Regions from separate parts of the Mus musculus genome. Here region 2 is linked to region 1. A link is a loop called in an ENCODE intact Hi-C map of the cell type or tissue named here. Cell type or tissue: left cerebral cortex. All regions are shown on one strand. Links, peaks and the distances in the headings refer to the core of each region. The heading gives the core; the rest is flanking DNA.

Region 1 (12,115 bases), core at 2,543-10,542:
TTTTTCCATCCTGAAGGGAAGCTGTATGATAAACAACTCTAACTTCAGGAAGACCCTGAAACTAAGCAGATTTACTTAGCCCCTCCCTCTTGGAGTAAATGGTAAAGGCTGAGAGACCCTCTCAGACAAAGCACAGAAGATTCCCAGAGGAGAAAAGCTACAAGGAGACTTATGCCAGACCAGCTGCTCCGGGGAAATGGTTTAGACCAGAGTCACTTGGGAAGAACACCCCAACCTGTTGAGCTGTCTGCAGGCTGTGCAGTGGGCTCCTTGTGAGCTGTTACCCATGCTGAGGTGGACTTTGATGACACAGCTATCTTTGAGTCATTTCTGCTCCTGTAAGTGACCCCTCACCCAGATTCCTGTAAGTAACCCCAATAAAACTCATTGGCTAAAACTAAGTTGGACTTTGGTCATATTCATACTTTGGTCTGTCACGAGGTCCCTATCTGGGGTGAGTAGATGTGTGTTTTCTAGGAAATATTTTGTCATACAGCAGGGACTTTCTGGCACCAAGCTCTTGCCCTCTAGGCCCATGGGACAGGGCCCTTCTGGATACACAAGGGTGTGTTTTATTCTTTAAATCTGCTGGGGTAGCGGCCACACCTTTACCCAGGCAGAAGGCTCTGCAGTTTGCCAGGCAGGGACAAAGGGTTCAGAGCAAGTCTGCTCCAGGCTCTGGCCCAGTGGCAGTTCTCTGGGACCATGCCTCTAGTGGTGACTCTGTTGTAGGCATACTTTATTGGGTTCTTATATCTACCACCCTTCTCCATCCCAATCCTGTCCAACCTCCCAACACGGGCTAGGAGGAAAAGAAGGCTAGAGGTGGGAGGGGGTGTCATCTCCTTAGACTGCCTCCTGCTGATCAGGGGTGTCGGGTACCTTGGGTGCAGGTCCAGTCTTCACTGTCAGGATATATGGTTTCTTCTTCATGTCTCTTTACCCAGCAACCAGGAGCAGCAGGGGGAGCAGCCACCATCACAGGCCCTCTCTGGGCTCCTTTCAAGAGTCCCCAGAATTCTAAACATAAGCTATCTACAGGGGGCAAAAATCACACCCCTGCTAGAGCATGAGACAAATCATAGCAGCTGTGGACAACCTGAAGCAGCCCCACAGCCCACGCCTGGGATTAAAACAAACAAACAAACAAACAAACAAACAAACAAACAAAACATATTTACATAACATAACCATGGCTTTTTAAAAAATTAGATATTTTCTTTATTTACATTTCAAATGCTATCCCGAAAGTTCCTTGTATCCTCCCCCTGCCCTGCTCCCCTACCCACCCACTCCCACTCCTTGGCCCTGGCATTCCCCTGTACTGGGGCATATAAAGTTTGCAAGACCAAGGGGCCTCTCTTCCCAATGATGGCTGACTAGGCCATCTTCTGCTACATATGCAGCTAGAGACACGAGCTCTGGGGGTACTGGTTAGTTCATATTGTTGTTCCACATAACCAGGGTTTTAATGATAACACATTCTCAGTACAGTCTACACCTCCCCATACATCCAAGGTGCTCCTGGGTTATGAGGCCAAGCCTCACCGGGCATTACCCTACGGGAGGCTCCCTTTGGTGTGCCCACAGTCTGTCTCTGTCTTTTCTCTTTTGGAGACAGGATTTCGCTGTGTAGTCCAGGCCCTGTCTCAGCCTCCCGAATGCTAGGATTAGAGCTATGCACCATCATGTCCGCTTTCTGAGGCATCTGTCTGGGATGGAGAAGACAAGACCAGTGGGACCTGCATTGTCTTGAACATAACTGGTTCCTGGCTTCTGCTTGAGAGTGAATCTTCTCAGAGGGTCACCTGAGCATACCTGGGTTCTCTCTGGAAACCCTCTCATTCTAACGCTGAGGACTTACCAACCCTGTAACTTCTGCTTCCCTGTGCTGAACGCTGCCTGCTAAGAAGCAGTCAGGGGACCAGGCGGTGCCTTCCACAGTTCAGAATGGTCTCAGCTAAATGTCCTCTAGTGTGGCTCACAGCTGTGAGACAGTCACGCAGTCCATTCAGCCCACCGGGTTAGAACGCTGTGCCCATCTCCTATCACAGCTTAGTCTTTGCTTCTGACTGGGGCCTCCTCGTGGCCCTTACACAGCATGGCTGTGCCTGCAGTGCCTGTTTGAGGTCACCTGGGGTCGAATGAGAAGATGGAGTCTTTTCTACAGCACCCACTTTCCCCTGCTCCTGCTGGATACTCTTAGGGTCCAGCAAGGCCCTGGAGGATTTTCTGGCTTTGCACCCCCGACTTCTTCCAGGCTTTGACCACTCCAAGCTGCCTCTGTGTCTCTATGCATGCCTTATAGTGGCACTCCAACCCTGCATGTCCAACCCTGGATGGGAGATGGCTCTGTAGGTGACGTGTCGGTCATGTAAGCATGATGCTGGAGTTTGGATCCCTAGCACCCACGCAATGCTGGATGGGCATGGCGGCCATGTGTAATCTCAGCAGGCTGGAAGCAGAAAATGGGATTGCTGGTACAAGGCCGCTAGCTCGATTAGCTGGATTGGTGAGCTCTGGGTTCAATTGAGAAACCTTGCCTCAGTGTTTGGTGTGCGAAGTGATCAAGGAAAACAGGTAGTGTTAGCCTTTGCACACACCTGCACGTGCATCCCCACACGTGTGCTCACACACACGAAAAAATGCATACAGATATGCAGTGTACATCACATCCACACATGCAGAAAAGAAAAAAAAAGATTTCAACACAGGATTTTGGAGCCTCGGACATTGAGCTGAGAACGCACTCCTTCGAGCGCTGGTGTTGCTGTTATGACTCACATACATGTGTCTGTGTGTGTGTGTGTTTTATGCTCCCTCCCTCTATAGGGCTCAGGGACAGCCCTCATGGTGGAAATATGGAATCCGAATTCCACGACAGAGGCAGGGGAGCCCTCCCACTCAGCTGCTCGGGCATGGCACCCCAAGTAGAGGCCATAGCTTCAAGTAATTTGGGTAGGCATCCCAGGTTCTCAAGTGCTAATATTGAAGGTGTTGCAGGATATTTGATCACACTGTGGATCCTGAGATTGTGCTAACTACTGAAAAACCTGTTTCTAGTTGTGGTGTGGCTCAGCCCATGAGTGTACACACACACACACACACACACACACACACACACACACACACACACACACACCCCTTTAGTCCCTCTGGCCAGAATACAGATATGCCCTTAGTACACACCAAACAATGAAGGTAACGTTAGTTTGTAGAAGGAAGCACTCATGTTTGAATGTGATGTCTAATTGAGTGGCAGACACAGTGATGAATCAGAGAGACTTGACAGAATAGGATATGCCAAACTCTCACGAGAAGAGAGGAAAGGGAAGCTACTTAAGGGAGCATTGCAGAGAGAGAGAGAGAGAGAGAGAGAGAGAGAGAGAGAGAGAGAGAGAGAGAGAGAGGCGAGGGGAGTGGCAGGGGAAGGGGAAGGGGGAGGGGGAGAGGGAGAGGGAAGGGGAGGGGGAGAGGGAGAGGGAGAGGGAGAGAAAGGAGGAGGAGGCAGTTTTCTGGGATAGTTGTACAGAGACAGGTTGTAGACAGAGGACAGGCTACATACAGGTGAAGACATAATGAGCCGGAGAATGAGGAGACAGAAGATGAGAGTGGATTGCCAGAGCTAGTTTGAGGCGAAGCAGAACAATTCAGTCAGAAACTGAGAGAGAAGCCAGATTGAATCAGAGTGCAGAGGAGTTTGAGCCTGAACAGCTGAGAGCTGAATCAGCCAGCCAGAGTTCAGAAAGAACTCGGAAGGGGTGAGTGTATTCCAGCAAGTCTCAGAGGCTGAAAACATTCTAGGCCTGGATTAGATTATACGGTGACTAGACGCTTTCGTGACCAGGTCTCAGTTAGCAGACTGAGGTGGTGAGCCTCAGAGATGACAATTGTACAGGGGGATAAAAGTTACTTTTACAAGAAGGTAAGTAGGGCTGTTGAGATGGCTCAGCAGGTAAGAGCACTGACTGCTCTTCCAAAGGTCCTGAGTTCAAATCCCAGCAACCACATGGTGGCTAGCAACCACCCATAATGAGATCTGATGCCCTCTTCTGGTGCGTCTGAAGAGAGCTCCAGTGTACCTGTTTATAGTAATAAATACATCTTTAAAAAAACCCAAAAAACAAGTAGGTAAATAACTGGGTGAAATCAGCCGTGATCCTTCTAGGTGGAGGAGAAGGTTTGCCAAAGGATGGGGCCTAAGTATAAGTGTGCAAAGATCTGGTCCCGGGAGGGAGACTGGCTGTGTGCAGTGGCGTGTGAGCTGAACTTTCAAGCCCAGTCTCCTCTCCAGAGCAGACTGATATTGGTCTCCCAGCACAGCTATAAGGATTGACTTCCTGGCATTCTCTCAAGCAGTATACCTCCAGGTTCCTGGTGTAGCTATATAACTACACGTGGGCTCTACCCTACACCTCGGGAGCTCTGAGCTCTCTGGAGCACAGGGTTCTGTAGCTGCAGGGTAACCCTCTGTTCCGAAGCTCGCGTGGTGGCCTCTTGTGACACACCCTTGTCCTACTCAGCAAGCCTCCCTCTCGTCATGCCAGCTTCTTGGAACCTTCTCACAGGTCCCCCAAACAGCCCTGTGCCCTGTTGCAGTCTGTCTGTGACACCCCTTCTTTCCAACCTTCTCCTCCATTTGTCCCCCTGTCCCCAAAGTATCTACCAGGAAGGAGCACCATGAGTGTTGGGCTTTGCAGAGCTGAGGGATGGATGTGGCCCTGAATTCTGCACAGAGTCCCCAGGCCTATGTGCAGGACCACGTGTAATGGGGTTTAGATAGTGTAGTGGTTTGTATTTGTTCGGCCCAGGGAGTGGTGTTATTGGAGGGTGTGGCCTTGTTGGAGTGGGTGTGGCTTTGTTGGGGGTAGGTGTGTCACTGTGGGTGTGGGCTTTCAGATCCTCATCCTAGCTGCTTGGAAGCAGCTTTCCACTAGCAGCTTTCAGATGGAGATGTAGAACTCTCAGCTCTGCCTGTACCATGCCTGCCTGGATGCTGCCATGTTCCTGCCTTGATGATAAGGGACTGAACCTCTGAACCTGTAAGCCAGCTCCAATTAAATGTTGTCCTTTATAAGACTTTCCTTGGTCATGGTGTCTGTTCACAGCAGTAAAACCCCAGCTAAAACTGGTAGCCAGGCAGGAGGGCTCTTTCTGGTGTCATACTGCCCCATCCCAGTATGTGGTCCTGTAGAAACTTCAGATCTGGCTCAGAGCCTCAGTTGTCTGGCCAAAAGCCTGCACATTTGCCAGACCCTTTGTTTGTTGTTTGTTTGTTTTTGTTTTGGAGACAGGATTTCTCTGTGTGGGCCTGGCTGTGCTGGAACTCACTTTGTAGAACAGGTTGGCTTCGAACTCAGAGATCCTTCTGCGATTGTCTAAGTGCTGGGATTAAAGGCATGCGCTGCAGCCACTGTCACCCCCCCTGCCCCCGCGCGCCCACTGCTGGACCCTTTTTGGGCTCACCCTAGGGCACACACTTTCAGCAGCTCACAGGTGGATAGAGCATCCTTGGAAGATTTCCTCTGGAATGTTTACACAATGGCTTGGGGTTCCCAGGGTGACCATCGTGGTGATGAGCCTTCTGCTAAGGGTCACTGCATGATCTCAAACTTCAGTTTTCATCTGTAAAATAGAAACACCAAATACCTCATGGGTAGTTGCAAGGATGGAGCTAATCACAGCCAACAAGCTTATGTACTCAGTGATGAGTGGTTTCTGTGGCCCAAGATATTAAAAGCAACTATGGCCGGGCGTGGTGGCACACGCCTTTAATCCCAGCACTTGGGAGGCAGAGGCAGGTGGATTTCTGAGTTCGAGGCCAGCCTGGTCTACAGAGTGAGTTCCAGGACAGCCAGAGCTACACAGAGAAACCCTGTCTCAAAAAAAAAAAAAAAAAAAAAAAAAGGGCAACTATGATCCTTGAGCGCCATCTGGTGTTCAAAGCTTATCATTGCATCTAGGAGTTCTCAGCTGGGTGGTTTTTCTCAAGTTATTATTAGGCCTGCATCCCTCTTCCTCTGCCGCATGTCAGCCTCTGGCCTTTCTGCAGGCAGCAGGCAGCCTATTCCTGGAAGGTGGACAGAACGTGCCAGCATAGGCCACTCTACTCCCACCCTGCCAAGGACACTTGGGAACAGCCTTCTGTCCCTGGTACCCTTTAGGCTGATGAACAAAGCTTTGAGGACAATCTCGTTCAGTTTCCTTTCTCTGGTTAGTGATTGGGGCTGCATGCTAGGTTTTTCATTGTGTGTGCATCATGGATGCGCGCGCGCGCACGTGTGTGTATTGTCAGGCGTGCACACAGATGTGTGCATGTGGGTGTGTTCACTGGCTTGTGACCACGGGGACACCAGAGATCAATGTTGGATGTCTTCCTCTATCTTTCTCCACCTTACCTTTTGAAACAGTCTCTCACTGAACTTTCAACTGGCCCTTTGGCTAGAATGGCTGGCCAGCAAGGTCCTGGGATCTCCTGTCTCTGCTTCACCTCAGCTGCCTGCCCTGCCTGCAACCCGGTGCTGGGGCTCTGAACTGGGCTCCTCCTATTTTAACAGGAAACACAGTACAGTCAACAGGTGTGTGTGTGTGACCCTGGGTCAGGGACGTAGCACTTGCCAGAAATAAATGTCTACGCCTAATGTCACCTTGAGCATTCAGCCTTTCTTCCCTGCAAAAGGTTACGCGGGCGGGGCTTGTTGACCATTTATGCCCCTCCTCCTAGTGGGTGGGGTAGGGCTCTAGATTCTGCCTGAAGTATCCACCTGTTCCCTACCCCGTGGCAATTCTGCTCGAGGCCTTGGGGAGGGGCTAAAGTACATAGAGGCGGGAAGGACCAGCCCCGGGACTGTTTGTGTGGCTGCAGGGATGGCCCTCGTCCTTGCTGGGTGAGGCTTTTTAGGTGTGGCTAGTGTTTGTAATCCCTCGCCTTACCCTCTGTACAGAAGCCCAAGGAATGCATTGATTCCCACTCACTTTGGCAGAACTATGCCTTGGCGTGTTCCTGCGACCTTCGGAGGAGGAGAGGTGGACTTTGCTAATGCCTTCTCTGAGGAGGAATTTTAGCTACAAAAAAGGAGGGGGCGGGGAATGGACTGGGATTTTTTTTTTTTTTTTCTGGCTTGTGGACTGTATTTTCATGGTGGTCTGGGGTTGTAGGGTGTGGCGGGCATGTCATCGCGGTGTCAGGAATTGGAATTGTTAGGAAGTTGGAAGGACTTTGGTCAGTCTATAAGCAGTTCTAACTCCTTTGCGGCAAGTGGCTTTCCTGACTGAGACCTCTCACAGTTGGATTTGATGGCTTTGTTCCAAGCCTTCAGCTCCTTAGATGAAGCCCATTGACATCATGGAGAACAGGGTGTATTGCTGGGGCCGGGCTTCCGTTGTTATCAAAATGCAGAAGTGACCTCAGACACAGATGGACGTTTGATCAAATAGCTGGTACTTTGTGGCTGCGTATCGTCCGTACATTAAATTAATCACGACAAGTGCTGACTGAGGCCCGGGGAGATGGCTCAGTTGGTGAAGTGTTTGTTGTGCAAGTTCAGATCCTCAGCACCCACAAGAAAGCTGAGCGAGACAGCGCATGCTCAGGGGCTCACCAGCCAGCCAAGCTGAGCGAGACAGCGCATGCTCTAGGGCTCACCGGCCAGCCAGCCTAGCCAAATTAGTGAGCTCCAAGTGTGGTGGGAGACCCTGTCTCAAAAAATAAGTTGGCGGATGATTGAGGAAGGAACCCAGTGTTGACCGCTGACCTCCGCGAGCATTCATGTATGCGTGTGTACTTCTACACACGTGCACACACAAATCTACATATGAGTGTGTATACATATGCACACAGAAAGGAGAAAAAAAGAAAAAACATACCCCAAGAGTCGAGTTACAGTGTTTCATACAGCACTGAGTGCTTTCTGCATTTTGGGGGGAAACTTGACTGGTGGGCGTGTATTCTCCCGTGAAGGTAGCGAACGTGGACTCTCCTGTGACGAATGGTTACATGGATTCCCCTGTGATGGTTGGTTACTCTTTGCATCTTGGCATTTATTGCTGGATATTTCGTTAAAACTTTGTTTCACCCCAAATTATATATATATCTTAATATCTTTATGTTTCTATTAGTAGAAACGATGGCTTCAGATATTAAAACATTAATGTGTTAATCTTTCTCCAGGGTCTGCTGGCATTGTATTAAGACCTGGAAAACGTTTCTTCTCTTTCTACTTTCCTGGATGAGTTGGGAAACATTGGTGTCGACATTTCCCCCATATGTGGAAGAGTTGTCAGGTGAAGGCACTTGGTTCTGAAATTTTCTTCATTAGAATATTAGGAGGGCTGGAGAGCTGGCTCAGCGGTTAAGAGCTCTAGCTGCCCCTGCAGAGGACCCAAGTTGGCTTTTTGGCACCCACACCTTGGCTCACAGCCGCCTGTAATTCTAGTTCTAGAGGGGCCTGACTCCCTCTTCTGGCCTCTATGGGCATTGCACACATGTGGCAGAGCTTAATAAAAGTAAAAGTAAAAAGAAAAAGAAAAAAGCCCAGTGGTGCTGGTGTGGAGATGGCAGGTATCTTCAACCCCAGCACTTAGAAGGCAGAGGTAGGTGGACATGTGTGTGTTTGAGGCCAGCCTGGTCTACATAATGAGTTCTGGGATAGCCAGGGCTACACAGAGAAACCCTGTCTCAAAAACAAAACAAAACAAAACAAAACAAAACACAAAACAAAAAACTAAAAAGAAAAAACGAAAAGATAAAAATTAAAAAGAAAATGAGGACAAGAGCTGGCAGTGGTGGCGCACGCCTTTAATCTCAGCACTTGGGAGGCAGAGGCAGGCAGATTTCTGAGTTGGAGGCCAGCCTGGTCTACAAAGTGAGTTCCAAGACAGCCAGGGCTACAGAGAGAAACCCTGTCTCGAAAAACAAAAAAACAAACAACAACAACAACAACAACAACAAAGAAAGAAAGAAAGAAAGAAAGAAAGAAAGAAAGAAAGAAAGAAAGAGGGCTGGCGAGATGGCTCAGTGGTTAAGGTCCCGAGTACAAATCCCAGCAACCACATGGTGGCTCACAACCACCCGTAATGAAATCTGATGCCCTCTTCTGGTGTGTCTGAAGACAGCTACAGTGTACTATGTATAATAACAAATAAATCTTTGGGCCGGAGCAAGCAGGGACTGAGTGAGCGGAGTTGACCGGAACAAGCAGAGGTCCTAAAAATTCAATTCCCAACAACCACTTGAAGGCTCACAACCATCTGTACAGCTACAGTGTACTCACGTACATAAAATAAATCAATCAATCTTTAAAAACAAACCAAAACCATTCACTTTTATTTTTAACTGTTGAGAGCTTTTAGTGCACCTTCTGGGAATTTGGCATTTGTCAGTAGGCTCAGATAAGAGTGTTAGAAACAGTGACCATGGGGCTTTGTTCACTACTTCGCTTGATTACTTAGTCTGTGATCTAAGAACCGACCATGTGTTTTGGGTGCACCTAGAATGATATAGAAGCAGGCTGGAGAGGATTAAAGCTGCTTCATCCTCAGCACGGGCTGGAGTCAGGTTATGGTTTTGTCTAACTGTCTTTCCTTTTCAATCCTCACTCTCTTGCTTGTGACCCGGTTGACTAACTGAGCTGGCTTGGTCATTTAACTGTGTGTCTCTGTGTGTGTGAGAGCATGTTAGTGCAGGTATCCACAGAGGCCAGAAGGGGCTGTTAACATCCTGAGCTTGGCGTTACACACAGTTGGAAGCCACTATCTGTGAATGCTGGGACCTGAGTTGGGGGTCCCCTGAGAGACTTTTAATTGCTGAGCTAATTCTCCAGCCTGTTTTTTTCTTTTTTCCTTTTAAAAATGGATATTTTATTTATTTACATTTCAAATGTTATCCCCTTTCCAGGTTTCCCCTCTGCAAACCCCTACCCCATCCCCCTTACCCTGCTTCTATGAGGATCCTCCCCCACCCACCCACCCACCGCCCTAGCATGCCTCCACACTGGGGCATCAGCTGTGAGCATCCGCATCTGTATTAGTCAGGATCTGGCAGAGTCTCTCAGGAGACAGCTATCCCAGGCTCCTGTCAGCAAGCACTTTTTGGCATCCGAAATAGTGTCTGGGTTTGGTGTCTGCATGTGGGATGGATCCCTAGGTGGGGCAGTCTCTGGATGGCCTTCCCTTCAGTCTCTGTTCCACTCTTTGTCCTTGTATTTCCTTTAGACAAGAGCAATTCTGGGTTAAAATTTTGGAGACGGGTGGGTGGCCCCATCCCTCAATGGGGGGTGGGGGTGGGGAGGGGCGGGGAATGCCTAACCTCTGGATATGGTCTCGACAGGTTCTCCCTCCTCTTTGTGGAGTATTTCAGCTACTGTCATCTACGTGGGGTCCTGGGGTGCTCTTGCTTTCCTTTCACCTGGGACTTTCTGGTTGCTACTCCCAGTTCCCCATCCCCCATTGCTACACACCTCTTTCCATTTCCTGACCCTCTGTACATCTCCTCCATCTCCTCCCATACCTGATCCTGCCCCCTTTCCCCTCCTCCTTTTCTCTTCCTCCCAAGTCCTTCCCACCCTCTACTTCCCTTGATTATTTTGTTCTCCCTCCTCCTTTCCTTCCCTTCCCTTCCCTTCCCTTCCCTTCCCTTCCCTTCCCTTCCCTTCCCTTCAGTAAGACTGAAGCATCCACTCTTTGGTCTTCCTTCCTCTTGAGCTTCATGTGGTCCGTGAGTTGTATCGTGGGTATTCCACACTCTGCCTAATATCCACTTATCAGTGAGTACATACCCTGTGTGTTCTTTTGTTACTGAGTTATCTCACTCAGGATGGATATTTTCTAGATCCATCCACTTGCCTGCAAATTTCATGAAGCCATTATTCTTAATAGCTGAGTACTCCATTGTGTAAATGTACCACATTTTCTGTATCCATTCCTCTGTTGAGGGACATCTGGGCTGTTTCCAGCTTTTGGCTATTATAAATATGGCTGCTATGAACATAGTGGAGCCTGTGTCCTTACTACATGTTGGAGCATCTTCTGGATATATGCCCAGGAGAGGTATTGCTGGATCCTCCGGTAGTACTGGATATATGCCCAGGAGTGGTATAGCTTAGTCTTCAGGTAGTACTATGTCCAATTTTTTGAGGAACCGCCAGACTGATTTCCAGAGTGGTTGTACCAGCTTGCAATCCCACCAGCAATGGAGGAGTGTTCCTCTTTCTCCACATCCTCACCAGCATCTGCTGTCACCTGAATTTTTGATCTTAGCCATTCTGACGGGTGTGAGGTGGAATCTCAGGGTTGTTTTGATTTGCATTTCCCTGATGACTAAGGATGTTGAACATTTCTTTAGGTGGTTCTCGGCCATTTGAGTTTCCTCATTTGAGAATTCTCTGTTTAGCTCTGTTCCCCGTTTTAAAATCGGGTTTATTTGCTCACGTACCAGTCTGTTAGTCTGTCTTTTTATTGGGGAATTGAGTCCATTGATGTTAAGAGATATTAAGGAAAAGTGATTATTGCTTCCGGTTGTTTTTGTTGTTAGAGGTGGATTTATGCTTGTGTGGCTATCTTCTTTTGGGTTTGTTGAAAGATTACCTTTTTGCTTCTTCTAAGGTGTAGTTTCCTTCCTTGTGTTGGAGTTTCCCATCTATTATCCTTTGTAGAGCTGGATTTGTGGAAAGAAATTGTGTAAATTTGGTTTTGCATGAAATATCTTGGTTTCTCCATCTATGGTAACTGAGAGTTTTGCTGGGTATAGTAGCCTGGGCTAGCATTTGTGTTCTCTTAGGGTCTGCATGACATCTGCCCAGGATCTTCTAGCTTTCATAGTCTCTGGTGAAAAGTCTGGTGTAATTCTGATAGGTCTGCCTTTATATGTTACTTGACCTTTTTCCCTTACTGCTTTTAATATTCTTTCTTTGTTTTGTGCATTTGATGTTTTGACTATTATGTGACAGGAGGGATTTCTTTTCTGGTCCAATCTATTTGGAATTCTGTAGTCTTCTTGTATGTTTATGGGAATCTCTTTCTTTAGGTTAGGGAAGTTTTCTTCTATAATTTTGTTGAAGATATTTACTGGCCCTTTAAGTTGGGAATCTTCACTCTCTTCTATACCTATTATCCTTAG
Region 2 (12,115 bases), core at 2,556-10,555, 1.1 Mb before region 1:
ACATTCACAGGAGCACAGTAAACAGTTGCACTGAGTCCTTTGGTTGTCAAGGTCACCTTTCCTTGGCCTGGCTTGTCATTGAGCCCTGGAGTTCCTGTAGTCCCAAATCTTCTTAAAACCAAGACAGAAGAATCAAATCCAATCTGCAGTTGGAGACTAGCTCGGAAACATAGTCTACCATACAACAAATTTTAAAATCAATATAAGTAAATAGGTGTAACTGCAAGAAAAGCCATTCTTTTAAGTAATGGCAGTGCTACAGTTGTACTTAGAACTTGCTCTGTAGACCAGGCTGGTCTCAGACTCAGAGATCGCCTGCCTCTGCCTTCTCAGTGCTGGGACAACCACCAGGCCACACTCTTCATTCTTAGCATCCCTCTGGCTACCTGGATTCAAATGATCCTTCATGTTTTTCATGGTCTAGCCATTTTAGAAACAATGTACATGGGCTATGGAGACAGCGTAGCAGTTAAGAACACTCACTGCGGCTGGGCGTAGTGGCGCATGCCTTTAATCCCAGCATTTGGGAGGCAGAGGCAGGCGGATTTCTGAGTTCGAGGCCAGCCTGGTCTACAGAGTGAGTTCCAGGACAGCCAGGGCTACACAGAGAAACCCTGTCTTGAAAAACCAAAAAAAAAGAGGAACACTCACTGCTCTCACAGACAACTTGGCTTGGGTTCTCATCACCTACAGGGGAGCTAACACCCCCTTGAACTTCTGTTTGAGGTATTCTTCTGTCCTACTGGCCTCCATGAGCATTGTACATATGTGGTACACCTACAGATATGCAGGTGACACATTCATACATGTGTGTACACACACACATATACACACACACATATATACACACATACATATATACACACATACACACATATACACACATATATACACATACACACATATATACACACATATATACACATACACACACATATATACACACATACACACACATATATACACATACATATATATATACACACACACATACATATATATATATACAAATATGTATACACACACATACATTATGTATATATTTTTCAAGACAAGGGGTTTTGTGTGTTTTGTGTGTGTGTGTGTGTGAGTGTGTATGTGTAGCTCTAGCTGTCCTGGAACTCACTTTGTTGACCAGGCTGGCATCAAACTCCCAGGGATCTGTAAGCTTCTGCCTCCTGAGTGCTTGGGATTAAAGGAATGTACTACGTGCCACCACCACCTGGAGATACACACACACACACACACACACACACACACACATATGTGTATATATATATTTCAATTTTTTAAACAAAGAAAACACAGAAGTAAAATGAAGGGAAGTGACCAGGGTCACTGATGTCTTACTAAGGATGTGAACATTTCAGGGGCTGGAGAGCTGGCTCAGAAGTTAAAAAGTCCTGGCTGTTCCTCCAGAGGCTCTGGGTCCAATTCCCAGTACCCACATCAGGCAGATCACGAGAAATCTGATATTTTCTTCTTCCTTCACTGACATGCACATATCCACACACATCTGCATGTAATTAAAATAAAGTCTTTTTAAAAATTACATTAAAATTAACGGTAAAAGAACCTCTCAAGCCTAGCGTCGTGATTCGCGTCTGTGGAGTCGACAGCAGGGACCTTTGGGCGACACCGTCTGCTCATCACTTGTCTTGTGTGAACCTGTGGTGCTCCATCCTCTGAGTGCTGATCCCAGGCCTCAACACACTTCTCTCTAGCTCCAGCCTTGTATTAGCACTGCCAAGATGGGACATCTGGGAGAAGCCTTTGGAGTCCTTGGGCTGTACTTCTGTTGGAGGCACTATTTTTCCTGCTTCATTTAATCAAAACATTTTTTTTTCCTTTTGAGGTTGTTTGTGCTATGATGTATTAATGATCACATATTAATTATTCTTAATCATGGGTTTACTATGAGATGTTAGCAGACATAGGTGATGCTTGTAATCACATTCACACACTGCATTACCCTTTATTATCCTTGCTCACTCCCACCAAGCCCCTGCTTGACACAAGCCAAGTCATCTGGGAAGAGAGAGCTTCACCTGAGCATGCCGCCATCAGATTGACTGTAGAGCCAAGTCTACAGGGCATCCTCTTGGTTAGTGGTGCGTGGGAGGGTCCCGTCCATTGTGAGCAGTGCCGCCCTGGGCAGGTGGTCCTGGGCTGTATAAAAAGCAAGCTGAGCGAGCTGAAAGAAGCAAGCAGTGAGCAGTATTTCTCCATGGCTCTGCTTTGGTTCCCGTCTCCGGGTTCCTGCCTCAGATTCCTGCTCTGACTCCCCTGTGATGAACAGTAAGATGTCAGGTGGGACAAACCCTTCCCCTCAAGTTGCTTTTGGTCGATGATATGGTATGTATATGCTTGGCCCAGGGAGTGGCACTATTAGGAGGTGTGGCCTTGTTAGAGTAGGTGTGTCACTGTGGGTGTGGGCTTTAAGACTCACTTTAGCTGCCTGGAAGTCAGTATTGTGCTAGCAGCTTTCAGATGAAGATGTAGAACTCTCAGCTCCTCCTGCACCATGCCTGCCTGGATGTTGCCATGTTCCCACCTTGATGATAATGGACTGAACCTCTGAACCTGTAAGCCAGCCCCAATTAAATGTTGTCCTTATGAGACTTGCCTTGGTCACAGTGTCTGTTCACAGCAGCAAAACCCTAACTAAGGCAAACGCTTATCCCAGAAGGCAAACTAGAACAGAACTGGTACAAACCTGACACAAACTCACACACACATATTAATTGGGATATTGCTGTGTTGTTCTGGGAGAGGCTTGTGGAAGGATTTCAGAGCTTAGGGCTGGAAAAGCCCTTGAGCACCCGAGCTCAGATGACAGCTCTGTGGAAGCCTGGAGATGATCTGTGGAGATCAGCACAGATGGAGGCCGGGCTTGTGGCGCTTCAGAGGGAAGCCTGAGCGTCCCGTAATGACTTTTATCAAGGTCGCTCCTATGATACTTTTGATTTAAGGATCTGTGGTTTCTAAGTCAGCTTGGGCAGAGCAATCGGCTGTGATTAACCTGAGACCAGCAGCACCGAAATGAAACCTTCGCCTCTTGTAGACCTGAAGCCCCATCCCTGGAACAGGGAGGTAAATGATCACGTTAGTTGGGTCTCATGTTTTTGTGACTTGAGGGATAGGAGAGAATTTGGACGTACGATCTATCCCGGCATCTCGAGAGATGGCTCAGAAGCTAAGAGTATGACCAAGCCAGCCCAGTCAGTCAACCGGGTCTCAAGCAAGGGAGTGAGGATTGAAAAAGAAAGACAGACAAAACTATAACCTGACTCCAGCCCGTGCTGACGATGAAGCAGCTTTAATCCTCTCCAGCCTGCTTCTATATCATTCTAGGTGCACCCAAAACTCATGGTCGGTTCTTAGATCACAGACAAAGTAATCAAGCGAAGTAGTGAACAAGGAGGTCACACAAGATGGTAACAAAGCACCACCGTAAACAAAGCCCGTGGACGCCATTTCTAATATTCTTGCCATAGCCTACTTCCTTGTCCGGCTCAGTGCCAAATTCCTAGAAGAGGCACCAAAAGCTCTCAACAGAGTGTCTACCGTTCTTGCCGAGGATCTGAGTTGGTCCTCACCACTCACCCATCTGGTACCCCACCATCCCACCACTGCATCTCCACCTCTAGGGAGAGCTGATACATCCGGCCTGTATGGACATTTACACTCAGGTGTACATATTCCACCCCAACACACACGTGAAATCATATAAATAAACATTTAAAATGGATTCTTCTGTAACTTTTATATGTGTGTGTTTTTCCTGTATGTGTGTTTGTCTACCATATGCTCGCAGTGGCCACAGAGGCCAGAAGAGGGCGTCAGATCCCCTAGGACTGGAGCTATAAGAGGTTGCGAGCTACTATGTAGATGCTGGGTATTAAACCTATAGAAGAGAATCCAGTGCTCTTAATCATCAAGCCAACTCCCCAGCCACAACAATAGATATTTTTGTTTGCTTTTTCAAGATAGTTTCTCTTTGTAGCCCTGGTTGTCCTGGAACTTGATCTGTAGACTGGCTGGCCTCAAACTCAATGATCTGCCTACCTCCACCTCCCACCTGGCTAAAATAAAATAAAAAAAAAAAAGACCTGTCTTACACACTAGAGAGTATTTTGTCAGCTGTTCAATTGTATTTAAAGTAATTACATATACAAAAAGATTTAAGGGTTTTTATTTAGAACAGCTGGCAAATGAGACTGAACTTATAAAATCAACTGAACTTGTTTTTAAAATTTATTTATTTTACATATATGAGTGCCCTGTCTGAATGTACATCTGTATACCAGAAATGGGCATCAGATCATATTACAGATGGTTGTGAGCCACCATGTGGTTGCTGGGAATTGAACTCAGGACCTCTGGAAGAACACACAGTGCTCTTAACCTCTAAGCCATCTCTCCAGCCCCTCAACTGAACTTATAAACAGAATAACAAATGTATTTTTTGAGACAGGGGCTTAAGACATGAAATCCTCCTGCCTCAGCTTCTAAGAGCTTGTGCTACAGGTTTGTATTACCTCATCAGCATAAATTATTTGTTTGTATGTGTGTGGCAGAGTTATATATATGTATATCAATGTTTCTCAACCTGTGGGTCAACACCCCCCTTGGGATCACATATCAGATATTTGTATAACAGTAATCACATCGAATTCATAACAGTAGCAAAATTAGTTATGAAGTAGCAATAAACTAATTTATGGTTGGGGTCACCACAACTCATGTGGTAACTGTATTAAAGGGTCACAGCTCAGGAAGGTTGAGAACCCACACTCTCATGGAGTCCCGAAGAGAGATGGTGTCCTCCAGCCCCCAAGAGAGATGGTGTCCTCCAGCCCCCATCACTTACCCTTTGTGGCAGAGTCTCTTTCTGAACGTGGGGTTTGAGTTTTCTTGGGTAGGCTGGAAGTCGGTAAACCCCACCAATCCTCCTCCCTTCTTCCATCTCGCAGACAGGGTTGCTGGCATGCATGGGACACCTAGCTTATCATATGGGTGCTGGAGTATGAACTCTGGTCTTCACGATCGCTCAGCAAGAGCTCTCAAACACTGACCTACCTCTCTGGGACCCTTCATAATTTGTATTTTTGAGACAGGGTCTCCACACATATCCCTGGCTGTCCTGGAACTCACTATGTAGACTAGGGTGGCCTCAAGCTCAGAGATTCCACCTGCCTCTGCCTCCTGAGTGCTGGGATTAAAGATGTGAGCAACCCCCATCACCCCCTACCACCTAGCAGTTATTTTAAAATGAGTACCATTATAGTTGTTGGATGGAACACACACTTAAAAACCTTCAGAAGAGGGCTAGAGAGATGGCTCAGTGGTTAAGAGCGCCGACTGCTCTTCCGAAGGTCCAGAGTTCAAATCTCAGCTACCACATGGTGGCTCACAACCATCTATAATGAAATCTGATGCCCTCTTCTGGAGTGTTTGAAGACAGCTACAGTGTACTTACATATAATAAAACAAAACAAAACAATCCTTCAGAAGGTCCATAAGGGTGGAGGTCTCATTCAAACTTGTGGGTGTGTATTGAATCGCAGTTGATAAATGTGTGCCTTGCTAAAGGTTAGAGTGAATGGTGAGAAGCCAACACACTAGTTGTCTGTGTGGGTTCTTGTGAGACTATGATGGCATCATTTTCTGAACCTTCACAGTGCCAGAAAGTGCTAAGAACTGTCATTTCTGTCTTTGTTCTTCCCCAGAGGGTTCTTCTGGAAAGAATTCCGAGTCTTTTGATGTCCACTGTCCTGTTTCCTTAAAAATGTTCCCTGCGGCTGTCCCTTCCCTCCAAGCCTAAGACACAGCCCAGCTTTCTGAGTTTCCCTGGACCAAGTCCCGGCCAGGTTGACAGTGAGCCAAACCCCACAGATGCTTCAACCCATCACCGCTAGGTGGCGAACCTGGCTGTGATCTCTGAGTGCTGGTGGTTTCTAGCTATTGCCAGCTGTTGGCTGCTCTGCTGGGAGATGGCGCTTCCCTGGGATTATCTTCCAGGAGTCGAGATCCAATTCTGTGGGTAGGTGTAAGAAGTCGTTCTGGGCTGGAGTGTGGGACCAGGGAACGAATTCCACGACAGTCGTCCTTCTGGCGAAATTGTTGCTGCATTCCGGAGACTTGCTTACCGCTAACTGGGGGGTTTCGTCATCCGGCTTGACTCCAGGACCCACATGCTTTGGTTTATGTATTTGCTTGACAGAATGGGCTTCAGGAGCTTTGGTTGATCGTGACTCCCCGCAGTGACTGTGGGAGGCTTAGGTATCCTTTGAGGAAGGAGCTGAACATCGCTCCCCTCCCTACCCCCACCACAACTAGAGCGTGCGCTTGTGAACCGATTTGTGATGATCTGTGAACAGTGGCCCAAACAAAGAGCGACTACAGGGAGAGCACCGCTGTACTTTCCTTTTTTAGATATTTAAATTTCATTTTATGTGAGTGTTTGCATGAGTGTCTGTGTACTACGTCCATGCTTGGTGCCACAGAGTTCAGAAGAAGGTATCTGATTCCCTCTGGATGCCAAGAACCAAAACCTGGGTCCTCCGCAGGAGCAACACGTGCTCTTAACCATTGAGTCATCTCTCCAGCTCCCAATGCCGTTATTGCTAAGTACACCAGAGTATTAGACCTTGCTATGACCGTCCCAGGTGATCAGGTTGGGAGTCTCAGATCTGCCTCATCTCTAGCACAGAGATGTCTGCACTGAACCTTGTTGGGACGCGCGTGGTCATAGCAGTTGTCATGTGAGTTCTGGGTGGTTGTGGGGAGACAGGGAAGGAGTAACCCCAGCAAAGCTGAAGTCCGGGCAGCTCTTTTCTCCCCATCAGGTAGTTTCTGGATAAGCCATCTTCTGCAGGGCTGCTTCTGTTGCCTGCTTCTGAGAGCGCTGACAGGTCTGCGCACATACCCCCTTCACTGTCTCAGTGGTGTGTATGTGTGTGTGTGTGTGTGTGTGTGTGTGTGTGTGTGTGTGTGTGATGACAGCGGAGGCTTCCCTTCAGTCCACACATGGGGAAGCAGGGATGCCCTGTAGACAAAGGATGGTTAGCAGGACTTGACAAAGCAGCTGACTTTGTGGAAGTCAGGCAAAGCTCTGGATGGTCCCCGGGGAGAGTGGACCCTGTGGGAGGGACCCTGAGTGTGGAGGACCTTAAGGCCAAGCCGACCTCAATGTGCTTCAGCTTGCTGTATAGCTGAGAACGACCTTGAACTCCTGACCTTCCTGCCTCTACCTCCTTAGTACTGGGATTGTGATGTGCCACCACCACACCTGGCTTTGTTTCCCCTTTCATTTCGTTTCCTTCCCTTCCCTTCCCTTTTTAGAAAGTGAACTCAGGAAGTACAAAGAAATCGAAATGACTTAGTCTTTCCCTGTCAGCAGCATATTGGCACCTAAGGGAAATCAATTCAATAGGGCAGAAAAGTCTAGAACAAAAAGTTCAGCCTTCCTTCTTGTCTTTACCCCAGAGCTAAGTTCTGTTCACGTACGAGTCTTTCCAGAAGGGTTCGTTGAAGACCACAGTGTGCACAAAGCTCATGGCTGTAACTTGCTTAGGGATTGGTCCGCCCACAGCCATCGGCAGTTCGGACTCAGCTCTCAGTGGCTGTTTCATCTGTGCTGGGGACACACTCCGTTGTGTGCAGAGGCCGTGTGTGAGCTGCCTTGAAGGCTGTAAACAATTCACTAGAGTCATTTCCTCCTGAAGTATTTTGGGCTTTGCCTTGCGTGAGCCTGGCTGGCAGAACTGGATCACTGGGCTTTGAAGCTTCAGGCCCCATGCTTCCTGCTTCCTGTTCTGTTGTGCTGTACAGAGCATCCTCCAAGCGTCAAGTGTCCTCCATGGGTCTTGCCTCAGCACGTGCGTTTGTCTCAGCTGACATCACTCTGCCAATCAGCCCAAGTCTGAGGAAGGGACAAGAAACTGCAGTACACCACCAGAAGTTTTTTTGGTGCATTCTCTCTATGGAGTCCTAACAAATGCAGCTCAACTATGCAATGTAAGGCAGACCAATACATGTGTGTTGTTAGCAAAGAATCCTTCATCGCGTGTCCTTTCATGTGCTTGCTTTAGCAGAACATCCTTTCTCCTGTGTCTGCTTCAGCTAAATGCTCCCTCATGAGTCTGTCTTAGCCTTTCACCTGTGTCCACTTCAGGAAAACACTCCTTCACGTGTTTGCCCCAGCAAAACACCATCTGACACAACTGACTTTCCAAAGAACCCTTAAGTTTCCACTTGTGTGTGTGTGTGTACCATATGCATGCCTGATGATTCCTAAGGAACTCAGAAGAGGGCATCAAATCCCTTGGAACTGCAGTTATTGATGGTTGTGAGCCACCATGTGGGTGCTGGGAACAGAACCAGGTTCTCTGAAACAGTAACAAATGCTTTTATCCCCGGAATTGCTTTTCAGCCCCACTGATCCACTGCTCAGAACATCGACTTGGAAGTTGAAAAATCTGTAGAGCCCCTGTCAGTCTCTACCTCCCGCTGCTGCTCTTCCCGTGTTCATGTGTGTGTTCACAGAGACAGAAGTCATTACACAATGTACACAGTTCCCGGGGCTTGAGCACAGCGTCAAAGTTGGCTATTGTTTGTCAGTAGAGTTAAGATAGAAAGGGGGCTGGGTGGTGGTGGTGCATACCTTTAATCTCAGCCCTGAGTTCTAGGCCAGCCTGGTCTTCAGAGCAAGTTCCAGGATAGGCAAGGCTGTACAGAGAAACCCTGTCTTGGGGGTCGGGGAGCAGAATAAAAGAAAGGGAGCCAGTGCCTAAACTTGTGGGGGGGTCAGTCTGGCATGCCAGGTTCTACTCCCTTTGCAGTCTGTGGCTTTATGGGGTCTCTAGGGTCCCCTTGGTGGCTCATGGTAGGGATGTTTGAATACCATAGTCACATGGGCATGAGGAGAGAAGGGCCTACCTGCAGGAGCATTGTGAGGCATGTACTCTGCACCGAGACTTACCTGGGACTTTTTTAAAGGCAGGTTCCTACTTTGTAGCCCTGGGTAGCCTAGAACTCACTATGTAGACCAGGGTGGCCTCACAGAGCTTTGTCTGCCTCTGACTCCTGAGTGCTAGGATTAGAGACATGGGCTATCATACCTGGTTACCTGTGCCTTTTTTTTTTTTTTTAATACCTGGGGCAGGAGAGACGACTTAGAGGTTAAGTGGGAGATACTGGTCTTCCAGAGGACCTGAGTTTAGTTCTCTGCACATACTTCTGTGCCACCCTGCATCTGCTTTCCCCTCAGGGTAGCTAGGCTCGTTCTGGAACCAGCTGGACTAGAGGGAGGGACGCTTAGCTGGGTGCAGGTGAGTGCAGTGCAGGATCTAGCTTGGGTAATGAACAGCTGGGAACAGCTTCAGAGAAATGGTTCCATTTACTGAGGGGTACTTATGCCCCTGGAGAGGTGGCCAGAGTCTCTGGGGCAAGGTTTATATGGCTGTGTGTGTACCAGGGCAGGGGTCAGGGCTGTTGGAAGATGCTTTATCTACATACTCAGGGGCTTTTAATGTGTGTGTGTGTGTGTGTGTGTGTGTGTGTGTGTGTGTGTGTGTGTGTGTGTGTGTGTGTGTAGGGACCCTATAAGGTCAAACAAGGAGTGAAGCTTGGTTACTGTCAGGGTAATAAATTCTTACTAGGGTTAGCGGGGCTGGTTTTATGGAACAGATTGGGAAGCAGGAGGGAGCCAACTCCTTCTGTCCTCAAGTTTGAGGTGTCTGGGTTTGAAGCTCCTCTGTAACCCTGGGCCATGAAGGTCCCACAGCTCCTCTCTCTTGCTTTATAAGAGGGCAGTATCATCAAAGTCAGCATCCATGTGGGGGATGGTTTGATACTGGACCAGAACCTGATTGGCAGTGGTTCGTGCACTGCTACTTATCTGTTGTTTTGGAAACTGGATGGGGCAAAGTACCAGGAGGAGAAGGGGAGGAGCCAAGCCATCAGGGTGGGTACCATGGGGTAGGGTGCTGGGTGCATAGCATGTCCTGAGGTCTCCCTGGAGATCTTTGAGCCTTTGTCAGTTTTGTTCCACCAGCCCCATTCATTGACAAAGGAGCCACATTCTTCCCCCAACACAATGCAAGCCACGCCCCTCCCTGCTCAGCAGCCAATAAGTCTAGAGTTCTGTAGAACAACCCTTGCTGGGGGGGGGAGGGGGGAGATCTGTCGATGGAGGGACTAGAGACTGTCCAAGGAGGAAGGTACAGCTGGGTAAAACTTATCCTGGAAATCGCCAGCCAGATGGTGTGTCTGGACGAGGGCTGCTCCAGCGGGGCTCATGACGCCCAGTTGAGATGGTGGACAGAGGGATGAAGACGTCCCTGGTCCCCTCCCAGCTGTAAAGTGCGTTCTTTGGGCTCATAGAGATAAACCTGGGGAACAATCGTTGCAGGGGTGCAGAAACTTTGAAAAGCGGGGTTTAATGCAGGAACTGGTTATGTTATTGCACCGGAGAAGAGCAAGGGGGAAGGGTAACACATACTGGCTTGGTGACCGTGATGTTACTGCAGTGTGTAGGATGGGACCTTGAAGAGGGCCTATGAGGCAAAGGGGGAGGATAGATTAAAAGAAGGAATGTTTTGTAAGTTTTGTGTGGGTAAGGCCCACAGGGTTCATGAATCGAGTCGTTAATGGGATCAGCTGCCAACAGTGGATGGGAGGGGGAAGTGCAAAAGAAAAGGCGTAGAGAGATGACCAAGCCAGCTCAGTCAGTCAACAGGTTCTCCAGCGCAGGAGCAAGGATCAAAAAGAAAAAAGACAACTAGACAACTTTCTAGCATGACCCCAGCTGGTTCTGAGGCTGAGTCAGGTTAATTTTTTTTTTCCAGTCTGCTTTTATACCACTTTAATTACATGCAAATAATAAGGTGAGTTCTAGGTTGAGGAAGAAACAAGACAATAAACACAAATAGTCAAGGAACAAGCAAGGCAATAAACAAAGCCCCATGATCACTTTATCTAAGGGCTGATCAGGATGACCAGGATATCTGAGCCTACGTCTTTTTTCTAGCTCAAAATGGTGGTAAGTGTTTTGTTTGTTTGTCTTTTTTTCTAGCTCCAAATCAGATTCCTGCCAGAGCTTACTTCCCTGTCCTGGGCCAATGTCAGATTTCTGCCAAGCGGGCCCCAAAAGCTGTCCACAAAGAGAGTTAGGGGGAGGGCTAGGGGGAGGGCTAGGGGGAGGAGGCCCGCTGTTTAATGGATACATTGTAGCCAGGAGAGGGTGGCTTGAATCTCCTTTGGAGTTTGATTCTGTTAAAGAATGGTAACTGGGTAAAGGCCAATTTGGAGGCAGGGAGGAGTTGTCGGGAGATGTGCAGGTCCCCTACTGGGTATTTGGCGTAACTGTAAGGGTAGAGCTTACCCACAAGTCCCATTCATCATCATTTGTCCCAGGGACCACCAATGGAAAGCTGAAAATGAGTATTAATGTTAGTGAGCATGGTGCCACCTTGGCCAGGGGCGTGGATTCCATTCAGCATCTCCAAGATCTGCAGCCTCCATCTATGGAGGCTTTCTGGAGGCAGTCACCTGCGTTGTGGTAAGGGAAGCAGAGGAAAGGGCTGGGGGTAGTGGAGGGAGATGGAATTAGGGTGTAGCGGAATCTCAATCCAGGTCCGGCACCCTTCAAGGAGGCAGTCCTGGGTTCCTGTGATCTTACTGTGTCCATTATACACCTCTCTAGCAAAGAGAGGGTCTCCATTGATGGGTATCAGGAGGGTTAGGAATGAAGAAAAAGAAAGGCAGCCATCAGAGCATCGGAGAGGGAAGCCTGTGGGGGGCACGTGGCCTAGGCAGCTGCCACTAGGTCATGCATGTCCTGCCAGGAGATCCTGATCTACCAGTGGTGGTACCTCCTCGGCCTCCTCAGTCCTTCATCTGTCAGGAGGGGTGGGCCATCTTCTTGGTTGGTGGGGTGGTGTCGAGCATTTCTGACTGGAACCCAAATAGGCCTGGGCTGGTCCCATGGAACGACACAAACAAAACTCTTTCTGGTTGTGAGAAGGGGATCTGGTCCCTTTTAAATCCCATCCAAGGGATCGCATCATTGTACCAGGATGAGAGGAGTTGACCTGGTGAGTGCCAATGG

The links. A loop is a pair of places that touch in the nucleus more often than their neighbours do. Peaks named below come from ENCODE experiments on the same cell type or tissue, not always from the same donor. Only the 100,000 strongest peaks of a DNase experiment are listed, where the experiment ranks them.
Region 2: a loop joins it to region 1, with 12 times the contacts of the local background. A loop is called at or near these places in 2 of 42 quality-filtered maps.

The regions. Positions count from the first base shown.
Region 1 is chr12:110,412,778-110,424,892 of GRCm38, reverse strand. It overlaps Gm40577 (a long non-coding RNA gene), which reads left to right and starts at 6,829. Exons shown (of 3, transcript XR_873021.2): 1 at 6,829-6,887; 2 at 8,171-8,283. In left cerebral cortex, for the core only: CTCF peaks have their summits at 5,766, 5,973 (motif pointing left) and 8,473 (motif pointing left); DNase peaks (open chromatin) are centred at 5,957, 6,212 and 7,573.
Region 2 is chr12:111,498,916-111,511,030 of GRCm38, reverse strand. It overlaps Gm40578 (a long non-coding RNA gene), which reads left to right and starts at 8,322. Exons shown (of 3, transcript XR_003950153.1): 1 at 8,322-11,566. In left cerebral cortex, for the core only: CTCF peaks have their summits at 3,827 (motif pointing right) and 5,924; DNase peaks (open chromatin) are centred at 5,943 and 10,051; H3K4me3 peaks cover 904 bases; H3K27ac peaks cover 837 bases.